Linked DNA regions of Homo sapiens: region 2 is linked to region 1. A link is an interaction called in ENCODE POLR2A ChIA-PET data of the cell type or tissue named here. Cell type or tissue: Panc1. All regions are shown on one strand. Links, peaks and the distances in the headings refer to the core of each region. The heading gives the core; the rest is flanking DNA.

The links. ChIA-PET counts read pairs that join two places held together with the same protein. Peaks named below come from ENCODE experiments on the same cell type or tissue, not always from the same donor. Only the 100,000 strongest peaks of a DNase experiment are listed, where the experiment ranks them.
Region 2: POLR2A ChIA-PET joins it to region 1 with 5 read pairs; 2 of 35 experiments call an interaction of 5 or more read pairs at or near these places.

Annotation. Positions count from the first base shown.
Region 1 is chr2:232,297,743-232,305,910 of GRCh38, reverse strand. It overlaps DIS3L2 (DIS3 like 3'-5' exoribonuclease 2), which reads right to left. Exons shown (of 21, transcript NM_152383.5): 14 at 5,792-5,871. Among named protein-coding and RNA genes, the nearest start is that of ALPP, 77 kb to the left of the region's middle. In Panc1, for the core only: no CTCF peak of the experiment used is centred there; a DNase peak (open chromatin) is centred at 4,681.
Region 2 is chr2:232,567,436-232,569,935 of GRCh38, reverse strand. EIF4E2 (eukaryotic translation initiation factor 4E family member 2) reads right to left here. Exons shown (of 7, transcript NM_004846.4): 7 at 726-991. The coding sequence ends at 919. Among named protein-coding and RNA genes, the nearest start is that of EIF4E2, 18 kb to the right of the region's middle. RefSeq lists an enhancer at 839-2,038. In Panc1, for the core only: no CTCF peak of the experiment used is centred there; a DNase peak (open chromatin) is centred at 1,545.

The DNA of each region.
Region 1 (8,168 bases), core at 3,298-5,797:
CGATCTCAGCTCATTGCATCCTCTGCCTCCTGGGCTCAAGTGACTCTCCTGCCTCAGCCTCCCGGGTAGCTGGTCTTACAGGTGTGTGCCATCACGCCCAACTAATTTGTGTATTTTTAGTAGATACAGGGTTTCACCATGTTGGCCAGGCTGGTCTCGAACTCCTGACTTCAGGTGATCCTTCTGCCTCGGCCTCCCAAAGTGCTGGGATTACAGGCGTGAGCCACTGCGCACAGCCTAAGATGATCTTATGATAAAAAAACAAGTTGCAAGAGAAAATGAACCACGTAAGAGTGAGTCAATAGACACAAGAAATAAGAGAATTGGTACTCTTGGAACTAGAACTAAAACTCTTCAAATAACTGGAAAGAGGCTGTAAAATAAATACAACCAAAATAATTAGGGAGATAAAAGAAAGAATAGAAATCATAACAGAAGACTAGGACACCAAAAAAATTAATTAATAGTAATAGGCGGATTTTCAAAAGCACCAAACAGAACTTCTGAAAATTAAATATAAAAACCAAACATGAGGACAGGCGTGGTGGCTCACGCCTGTAACCCCAGCACTTTGGGAGGCTGAGTTGGGCAGATCACCTGAGGTTAGGAGTTTGAGACCAGCCTGGCCAACATGGCGAAATCCCATCTCTACTAAAAATACAAAAAAATTAGCCCTGCGTGGTGGTGCGCGCCTGTAATCCCAGCTACTCAGGAGGCTGAGGCAAGAGAATCACTTGAACCCAGGTGGTGCAGGTTGCAGTGAGCTGAGTTTGCGCCACTGCACTCCAGCCTGGGTGACAGAGCGAGACTCCATCTCAAAAAATAAATAAAATAAAATAAAAACCAAATATTCATATTGGGAAGGGTTATTAAGCAGCCGATAGTAAACTGCTACAAGGAGAATAAAGTGACAGACACTTTTGAGGAAGTTGCCTACAATGCAGCATTAACAGATACAGAAATAGAAAAAAGAGAGGAAAGATGAAATAAGATGGTTTCTAACAAGTTCCAGAAGGAGAGATTAGAGAGAACCAAAGAGAATCAAAGATAATAGATAAAAATTTCTAAATGAGAACTATATTGAGTCCTAAACAATATAAATAAAAATGAATCCACTCAGACATAATGTAGTAAAACTGCAGAATGCCAAAGACAAAAATAAGGTCTAAAAAGCAACCAGAAGGAAAAGACACACACACTCACTCAGGCTGCAGAGAGGACAGCCGGGAGGCCAACCAGCTAACGGCAGGAAGAATAGCTTGCAAAGCAGCTCCACAGTCCTGGCAGTGAGAAGGAGGGTAGCCGTGGGGATGGAGAGAAAGGAGCCTTCTGACAAAGCTCCTTGTCTGTGAAGGTCACCACCATCCACACAGTAACTCCAAAGTCGGAAGCATTCACTTTCCTCATCGTTGCTGCCATAGCACTCGATTCCTACCACTGCCAAAGTGCATATCATCCCACAGGGTGCTGGAGTGCGCTTTGCTCCTTATACAAACCCTGAGGGCATGCACTGGGTCTAACGTATCTTTGCCTCCCCCATGTAACACACTGTACAGAGCAGGGGCTTCATAAATGTGTAACTGAATTCTCACAAATCACTTATTCACTCCTGAAGGTCTTGTTCCTTGCCCTATATCCAGAGATCTCCAAACTTCAATTTGACAAAAATGACTCTCGATCACTCCTTGATTAACTGGATTTAGTGTTAAAGACAGGTAAAGTTTTCTGCAACAGAGAAAAAAAAAAAACCAGTCACCACCCGTAGACCCACGGTGGCATCTGCCAGGGGGTGTGAGGCCTCACACCTCCAGATGCAGACTGGAGCAGCTTTTGGGAGGCTGACAGAATAATTCAGGGTGGAGAGCTTTACTAGTTGAACCCAAGGCACCATAGGACAGCTTCTCTCTTTCTTCTAATGACCTCAGAGCTTTAAGAATGTTTACCCGACAGCTGTGCCTCTAGCCTTAGAGAAGGCAGGGTCCAAGTCCCATGAGAAATGGACAAGTCCTAGGGACTGTCCTCCCTGGACCCCAGAGGTAGAGATTAGCCCCTTTATGTGAAAGGAGAACAGGATGACAGAGAGCCAAGGATCAAAATTATCAGGCACCACCCATGGACCCGAGGGCCACATTCTTCTTCTCTGTTGCAGAAAACTTTACCTGCTTTTGATACTGAATCCCGTTAATGGAGGGCTGATAAAAGAATCCAGAAAATATAAAAATGGAGTGCCCATTTTCCGGGCCATTCCATTTGAAAGGAAAGACTATTTGGGAGAACCATCCAACAGCCTCAGCACTTATTCAGAACAACTTTTTCTGCTGATGGATTGAATTTGGCAAACAGAGATGAATGCTAAAGTGATTACAAATTGTACTGCAGGGAATATCCAAAAAGGAAAGGCAGTAGTTTCAATAATCAGTTGTACCAAACTAATACTCAAGCTAGCTTTTTCATCTGTAGAATTTCCTCTCTCTGCTGGTATTGTCTTCATGTTACTTAGCCTGAGACAACATGGGCCCCTTAAGGGTCTGGGCTGAGTATCTTCATTTCCTAAATAACACTATTATGCCAATATTTGGATTCAGGCATTGTAGGGAAAATGACCCTAAATGGAAACAGAGGAACACAAACAGGGAAGGGTCTGGGGGAGACAATAAATCATAGTCAGGATTTTGGGGTCCTCCGTGCTTCATAACTCATGAGTGAGGAGTCTGCCTTTGACAGAGCGTCGTACACAACCAAAGGCTGTGAACGGCAGGCACACCAGCCTCTTCCCTCATGAGTACACTGTTGGCAGAAGACTTTCTGGGAAGATGGAAGTCATGAGCCAGTTTTTCTCTTTGGGAAGAAGAGGCAACAAGCACTTCCTATGGGCATTCTATATGTGAGACTGGTGATGACACACTTCAACATGATATCCCGGCCAGAGAGCCCCATGCAACCCTGCCAGAGAGGTATTATTAATCCTACTATTAATAATTAATTAACAATTAATAATTAATCCTACTATTAATCCTACTTCATCCTATAGATGAAGAAACTAGAGGCTCAGGCCGGGCGTGGTGGCTCACGACTATAATCCCAGCACTTTGGGGGGCCAAGGCAGGTGGATCACCTAGATCAGGAATTCAAGACCAGCCTCGCCAATATGGTGAAACCCCATCTCTACTAAAAATACAAAATTTAGCTAGGTGTGGTGGCAGGCACCTGTAATCCCAGCTATTCGGGAGGCTGAGGCAGGAGAATCACTTGAACCCAGGAGGCGGAGGGTGCAGTGAGCTGAGATCATGCAATTGCACTCCAGGCTGGGTGACAAAAGCAAGACTATCTCAAAAAATAGAAAAAAAAAAAAAAGAAGAAGAAGAAAATAAATGAAACTAGAGGCTCAGAGAGGTTAGGAAAGTTGTCTAAAGATTGAGAATGAACCCTAAGACTGACTCTAATACAAGCAAGAGAGAACCAGAGAAAGCAGTCACCAAAGCATTTGATCACCATACTTTTTTCTTTTCCTTTTTTTTTTAATTATTATACTTTAAGTTCTAGGGTACATGTGCACAACATGCAGGTTTGTTACATATGTATACATGTGCCATGTTGATGTGCTGCACCCATTAACTCATCATTTACTTTAGGTATATCTCCTAATGCTATCCCTCCCCACTCCCCCCACTCCACTACAGGCCCCGGTGTATGATGTTCCCCTTCCTGTGTCCAAGTGTTCTCATTGTTCAGTTCCCACCTATGAGTGAGAACATGCTGATCACCATACTTTTCTAGATCATGGCTCCTATCTGATTTCCTACACAAGTATTTTCTTTTAGAGGTCTTTGGGGGCCAAAACTTATTCATATTTATAAACCCTAAGTTATCTTCTTACATTGCTTGGTCTGATAATATGCTAGGAGCTATGGATCAACCAAGACACAGAGCTAGGCTGGGCATGATGACTCACACCTGTAATCTCAGCACTTTGGAAGGCTGAGGCAAGAGGATGGCTTGAGCTCAGGAGTTCAAGACCAGCCTAGGGAACATCATGAGACACTGTTTCTATTAAAAAAAAAAAAAAAAAAAAAAAGAGCTAGGCTATTTTCTCTTCTCACAGTCAAAGACAACATAAGTTGTTGCCACCAGATATGTGAACAGCTAAGACATAAACTTAAAGGACAGAGAGCTGGTGTCCTTCTCCCATTGAATAAATACTCTTCAACCTTTTCCCAAAGAGCAGAGAGTCCAGCAAGAATTGTTAAAGGATGTCTGGTCAATCCTTCCTATGATTAATTAGGGGTACACACCAGTTACTATGGCATTCTCCTAAAGATAAATTACAAACAGTCATCATGTCTTGAAGGTAATCCCAGTGGAGATGTGGTAACGAGGGCACCCGGTAGCCTCTCTTCTACCCTAAACAGCACCAGAGGTCTTGAGGAAGGCCCAGGTTTCTCTTCTGGAAGGTCATAGACAGTAGACAGTTCTACTGGCATGTGCCTATTTGTTTCCTTCCACTGAATAAAATTAAACAGCCTGGATATTTAGACAATGAGACCAGAGTACATTCTCCTTAAGTCCAGGATGGGACTGCTCTTGTCATTGACTGGGGTTTCTAAGTAAAAATACGGGTCACTTGTTTTCCTTCTATTCTCTCCCCAGAGTAAACATGATAATGTTGACTCTGCTTCTCACAGCCGTGGTGAGTCACCCTGAGTGAATTACTTTAGTTCCCTAGACCTTAGCTTCTGCAAATATGACAATAATAAAATAACACACCGGGGTTGTTATGAAGATTAAATGAGATAACAAATGTAAAGTCCCCAGTACTGTGCCTAACACATAGGAGGTGCTCAATGGTAGCCGCTGTCATTACCATCATTGTCATCATCGGGGCACAGTTCCTGTGCCTCATTCACCACCACTTTCACTGTCTCACAAACGAAAATACACAGTCAAGGAGGCAGTCTGTGGCTGGGTGTGGTGGCTCATACCTGTAATCCCAGCACTTTGGGAGGCTGAGGTGGGAGAATCGCTTGAGCTCAGGAGTTCAAGACCAACCAGGGCAACATAGGGAGACCCTGTCTGTACTAAAAATTTAGAAAATTAGCTGGGCATGGTGGTGTGCACCTGTAGTACCAGGTACTCGGGAAACAGGTGGGAGGATCACTTGAGCCCGGGAGTTTTGGGCTGCAGTGAGCCACGATTCTATCACTGCACTCTAGCCCAGGTGACAGAGCAAGACCCTGTCTCAAAAAAAAAAAAAAAAAAAAGGAGCAGTCTATGATGTGGAAAGGAGGTGCTATGAAAGTATGCAAGGTGCCACCTTTCCAACAAGGGCACCAATTTAAATCTCTGTAAGTACCCGGAAATCTCCCAACCATTAATATAAAATTTACAAGGTAGATAATCACAACAAAACCCATAAACCTAAGTATAGGCAGATAGTGACTGAGAACTACAACAAAGCCAAAGTCACACAGTGAACCAAACAAGCAGGCACATGACTGGAGACCAAGAGTGGGGAGGGTCTGGGGGACATCTGCAGCCTTGAAAGAAGGTCTGCTTCAGCATCTACTTCTAACACACCACAACTGCTCCTCTGCAAGTGCTCCAAGTTCTATACTTAGGGGCAAAGAGATCTTACAAGAGGACTATTTCTGTGCCAGCTATTTTCTAGTATAGTAGTAAAAGGTGTATTCCCTTCCTGACAACCACTTAGCAATGGAAGCTCAGTGTCAGAAAGCCCACAGGCACCACTGCTGCACACATGTGAAGTGACACTCTTTCCCACTGAGTGGCTTACTTGTTGCTCTCGCGGTACTCATAGATATGACATCCTTGAGGCAATCCGGTCTCGTGGTCCAGAGTGAAAGCAAGCTTTAGCTGAAGAGAGAGAGAAGAGAAAAAGAAGTTTTAGGCAGCATGCTCTATTCATTCCAATAGCTGAAATGAAAAAAATAAAATCAAACGAAGTCACACTCCCTCAAGTCAATGTGTTGTGGAGAACCTGGGCCTGCCCACTCTGGGAAGAGCCCACACCTTACAAGGACCCCATCATCAATGATGACTGTCAGCAAGACTCTACTTGTTCATTCAGCATGCAACCAATACGTTTATTAAGCACCTATCTTGTGCTAGACATGAGCTAGCTGAGAGGGAAAGAACAGTGACAGCAGACTCTTTTCATGGGTCTTACCGTCTAGCAGAGAAGACTGACAGCAATCAAATGATCACACCAATGAATGTGCATATATGTGTAGAACTTCAAATTAAAATAGGCTCTCTGAAGCAAGAAAAAAATCCCCATGTTTCCATGAAAGTGAAGAGCCTGACCTGGATAGAATGGGTAGAAGGGAAGGCTCCTCTGAATCAGGAGGAGGAGGGATGGGGAGTGGAGAGGGTTCTCCTGAGGAGAGAGCACAGTGAGTGCAGAAGCCCTGGGGCAGGAGCTGCAGGATGGCTGGTGAAGTTGGGCGCTGATAGATCCAGGGACATGGTGGGTGACTCTGGGGAGGACCTTCTTGGCCACACTGGAATTTTTGGCCTTTACCTTAACAGCGAAGAAAAGAAAAAGAAGGAGTAGATGAGGTAATCAGAATTCTATTTTGGCAAGACCCCTCTGGCTACAGTGCAGACTGCAGACCACAGACCACAGAGCAGAAGCAACATCCTGCAGGAGGCAGCCACTACAGTCAGGGGAGCGGCCAGGGGGGCTGGGATAGAGTGAGAGAAATGGACAATTTGAGGTACATTTTAGAAGTCGAATCAACAAGATATGCTGGTGGATTTGATGTTGGCAGTGGTAAGGAAAGAAAGGAAGAACTCAAGGACGGTTCAAGATTTTGAATCTGAATCACCAGTCAGGTGGCTGATCCACTGCTGAGAGAAAGACTGAATTTGGGGACTGATAGGGAGTCAAAGGTTTGACTTTGGACATGTTAACTTTGAGACACTCATTAGCTTTCTTCAGTTATGGAAGATCAGGAACAGGAACTCTGGGAAAGTCTTGGTTTCTTTCTGGATTCCAGAGGGCAGTGCTCAGGTGAGTGCTGAACTTCCAACAGAGCTCAAGGAGGTGCAGCATGCCCTGCTAGAGCCAGTTGGTTATGACAGCTTTAACATTCCAAATGCAAGCCAACTACTATGTTTATAAATTCACTGGGTTTTTAAAGCACTAGGGAGATTTTAACTAAAATTAACTGCACATTAGGAGGATACATTATTATAATTTTTTTTTTAACTACAAGGCTGCGAACACAGCTAATGATCTGCATCATTAGATACTGGACGATTTTTCTCTTCCTTAGTGGGAAAGGAACTCACAGGAATGGTTTGTCCTCTAACTGACCCAGATGAAAACACAAAAGCAGAAACAAGCCCTTCTCGACCATCATGAAGCCAGAACTTCAAGTCAAAGGCATGTTTGCCCTACAGAGCACCACTTGAATCTTCCCAGCCCTCTCCTTTGTGAAGTAAAACATAATTTTAAAAGCATCTATTAGTTACAACCCTTTTCTCTTTACCTCTCTCTTTGCAGCTGAGGTCAGGTCTATATTCATTCTGTCCATTTTGAGTCTGCATTGCTTAGAAATTTTCATATGATTTGACTCAGTGATTTAAGTTATGAATTTATAGCTTAGAAAAATCATCAGAAATGTAGGAAGAAAAGTTTTATTTGCAAAACTGTTCCCCCCAGTGTTATTTATTGGAAAGACTAAAAAGTCCAGCAGTGGCAAAAGGTTAAACAAACTATGCTATAGTCACACATGGAATAGCAGGTAGTTGTTACATGGCTTAGGGAGAATTTTTACTAACCCAGGAAAAATAGGTTGGACAGATGAGATAAAGCAGGATGCACACTTGATTATACAGTGTACCATGAAGACTATGTAAAAAAGGACAAAGACTTCCTAGAAGAAAGACTGAGGCCAGATGTGGTGGCTCATGCCTATAATCCTAGCACTTTGGGAGGCCGAGGCGGGTGGATTGCCTGAGCTCAGGAGACCAGCCTGGGCAACATGGTAAAACCCCATCTCTAGTAAAATACAAAAAATTAGCTGGGTGTGGTGGCACGCACCTGTAGTCCCAGCTACTCAGGAGGCTGAGACACGAGAATCGTTTGAACCTGGCGGGTGGAGGTTGCAGTGAGCCCAGATTTTGCCACTGCATTCCAGCCTGGG
Region 2 (2,500 bases), core at 1-2,500, 270 kb before region 1:
CCAAAGCCACAAAGCACACAAGGGGTCCGTACGTGCTACGGTCAGATATCCTACAGAGCAAACTCACACGGGATGAAGACGTTTCCCCTACCCCAGATCCTGATGTGCAGTAACACCGGGCCCAGGAGAAAGGGAAGGGCTGTAACCCTGAGATCTTGCAAGCAGGGCTGACTCAAAGAGGAAGATGACCTGGCTCTAAAGGGAAAGCAGAAGGGAGAAGGCTGGAAAAGAGCTGTGGCTTGGGCAGCTTTGGCACCAGCGAGAAAACCCCATTAGCACAAAGCAAGGAAGCTATATACACACAGCCACACAGACAGAAGCAGGGATTTACCTCCAAGCAAGAGATTTCTTTGAAGTAAAGGCGAATGGAAGTCAGCGAAGCAAAGGCCAAGGATCCCCCTTTCCAACCTGAACAGACTTTCAAGCTGAATTCTATATCAGAAATCACTCTGTTCTGGTCATCGGTGTGACTAGATGGGAACTCAAATTTAAGTACCAGAAAATGGGGTCTTATTTTCTAAGCTAGATGTCACCTTATTATGTCAGGCCTCAGCAGTCCTGGAACAAAATACCACATGACACTACACAATGGGCTTATGGAAATGAGGCTGCATTCCCCGGATGGCCCTCCATGGAAAAGTCTGTGCCATCCCTTAATATGGTGACAGTCAGTCCGAAAGGCCACATCTTTGATGCACCATAAAGAGCAAGAGCATGAGACAAGCTAGTTTAGCACCATTTATTAAGTGATCTCAGCTGTTGTTGTAGCTGCTGCGTGTCAGCCTGTTCTTAAAACATAAAATGCTCTTCCAATTCCTCTTGTCCAGGACAGAAGGATCTTCCAGGTAGCACGCCAACAGAACAAGAGACTCCGATGACGCCAGCTTCAATGATGGTGCCATCCAGAGAGGGAGAGGGTCATGGCACATTCAACCGCGGCTTCCAGAGGTTTTGAAAAAGGAGCCTTTGGGGGCCCAGCCTGCCTGGCATTCTAGTGGAAGTGCAAAAGGTTGGCTCATTGGGAGAGGAAAGAGAGGGGGACGCAAGGGAAAGTAGCATCTGGGTCTCAAAGAGGGTTGGTCTTCTGGTCTCTACAGCTACAGGGCTGAAGTCCCAGAGGCAGACCTCTGGATAAAGCAGAGAGCAGCAGGCCAGTCTTTCTAGCAGACTAAGGCAAAAAGCCCACAGGCTCTCCTAAACTCTGTAAGGACGTGTACATATGTTTCTGTAAAAGTCACGAAGAACTGCCTTATGGTATTAGAAAGGGAGAAGAGCAGAGAAGGGGAGAATTGATGAAAAATACCTCTTTCCCTCTCCTATCCAGGTAAAAAGCTTATTTTGGGGGTAAGTGGGAGTAGGGGATATTCAGAAACCTTGAAAACGAGAATCCTAGAAACAGGTGTAGATCTCTCCAGCCTGGACTGAACGTGGCTAGAAGTCAGAAACTACTTCTATCCCAGAATAGAGAATAAGAAAAATGTGCCCAGAGTAAAGCAATGCTAACACAGGACTGCTAAGGCAAGCAACCACAGCCATGGCTGGCTAATAACTGTTCGTGACTATGATGAGTCATGCCAGCCGTTTGATCATGGACCAACGCCCATAGCAGTGTTCCCACTTAAAAACTGGCACTTAGCTGGTTTAAGCCAACTCCACTCCACATTATCTATGAATGCATGGGAAAGAGATTCCCAAATGGTCTGTCTGCTGAACATAATTGCTGGGCTCACTACTAGCCTTCAATAATAACAACATGATGATATTCTTACTAATGATGATGATGATGATAGCAATACTACTACTTGGCCCCGTAAAAGCATTCTCCATCTGAAGACCCTCAGTTAAAGATTAAATCAGCCTCACAATAGCCTTGTTAGATAAAGTACTGTCTCCCACTTTACAGATGGAGAAACTGAAGCAAAGTTGCAAAGACACTTGTCAAAGGCACATATTGGTATGGGGCCATATGAGAGAACTAAACCTAAGAGTCCTAACTCTTAGCTGGCTAGCTCTCCCTCCAGCTTTGAGACAATCTGACAGCCACTCCCCACACTTTTTCACAATAGCCTGAGCTTACTTCTGACACTCAATCACTGAGGAGCAAGCCTAACAGTGATTCTCACTGTGGACAGAGAGCTCTATTTCCCTGAGTCCTAGGGAGATTGCCAAGCTTATTTTCCCTGTGGCCTTCATGCTTCCCTTTGATTCTGCTCTCTCACACACACACTATCCCCCTTCTTCTAAGAGTCAGCTCTATACACAAGGAAATGGAGTCATTCCTGATAAGTAGTCAGTATCCCAGGACAAAGAAAATAGACTGAAGCTAACAAGTTAAAAAGACATGCAGAAGTGGGGTGAGGGTGGGCAGGGTGAAATTATCTTAAAAAACAGCAAGAAAAAGAAAAGCACTTGTCTTTCATTTTAAGATAGTGGTTAGCATATGAAAGACAAGACAGCCTGTAGAAATTAAGCAAGCCCAGGTAGTACAACTGGGTTTCTG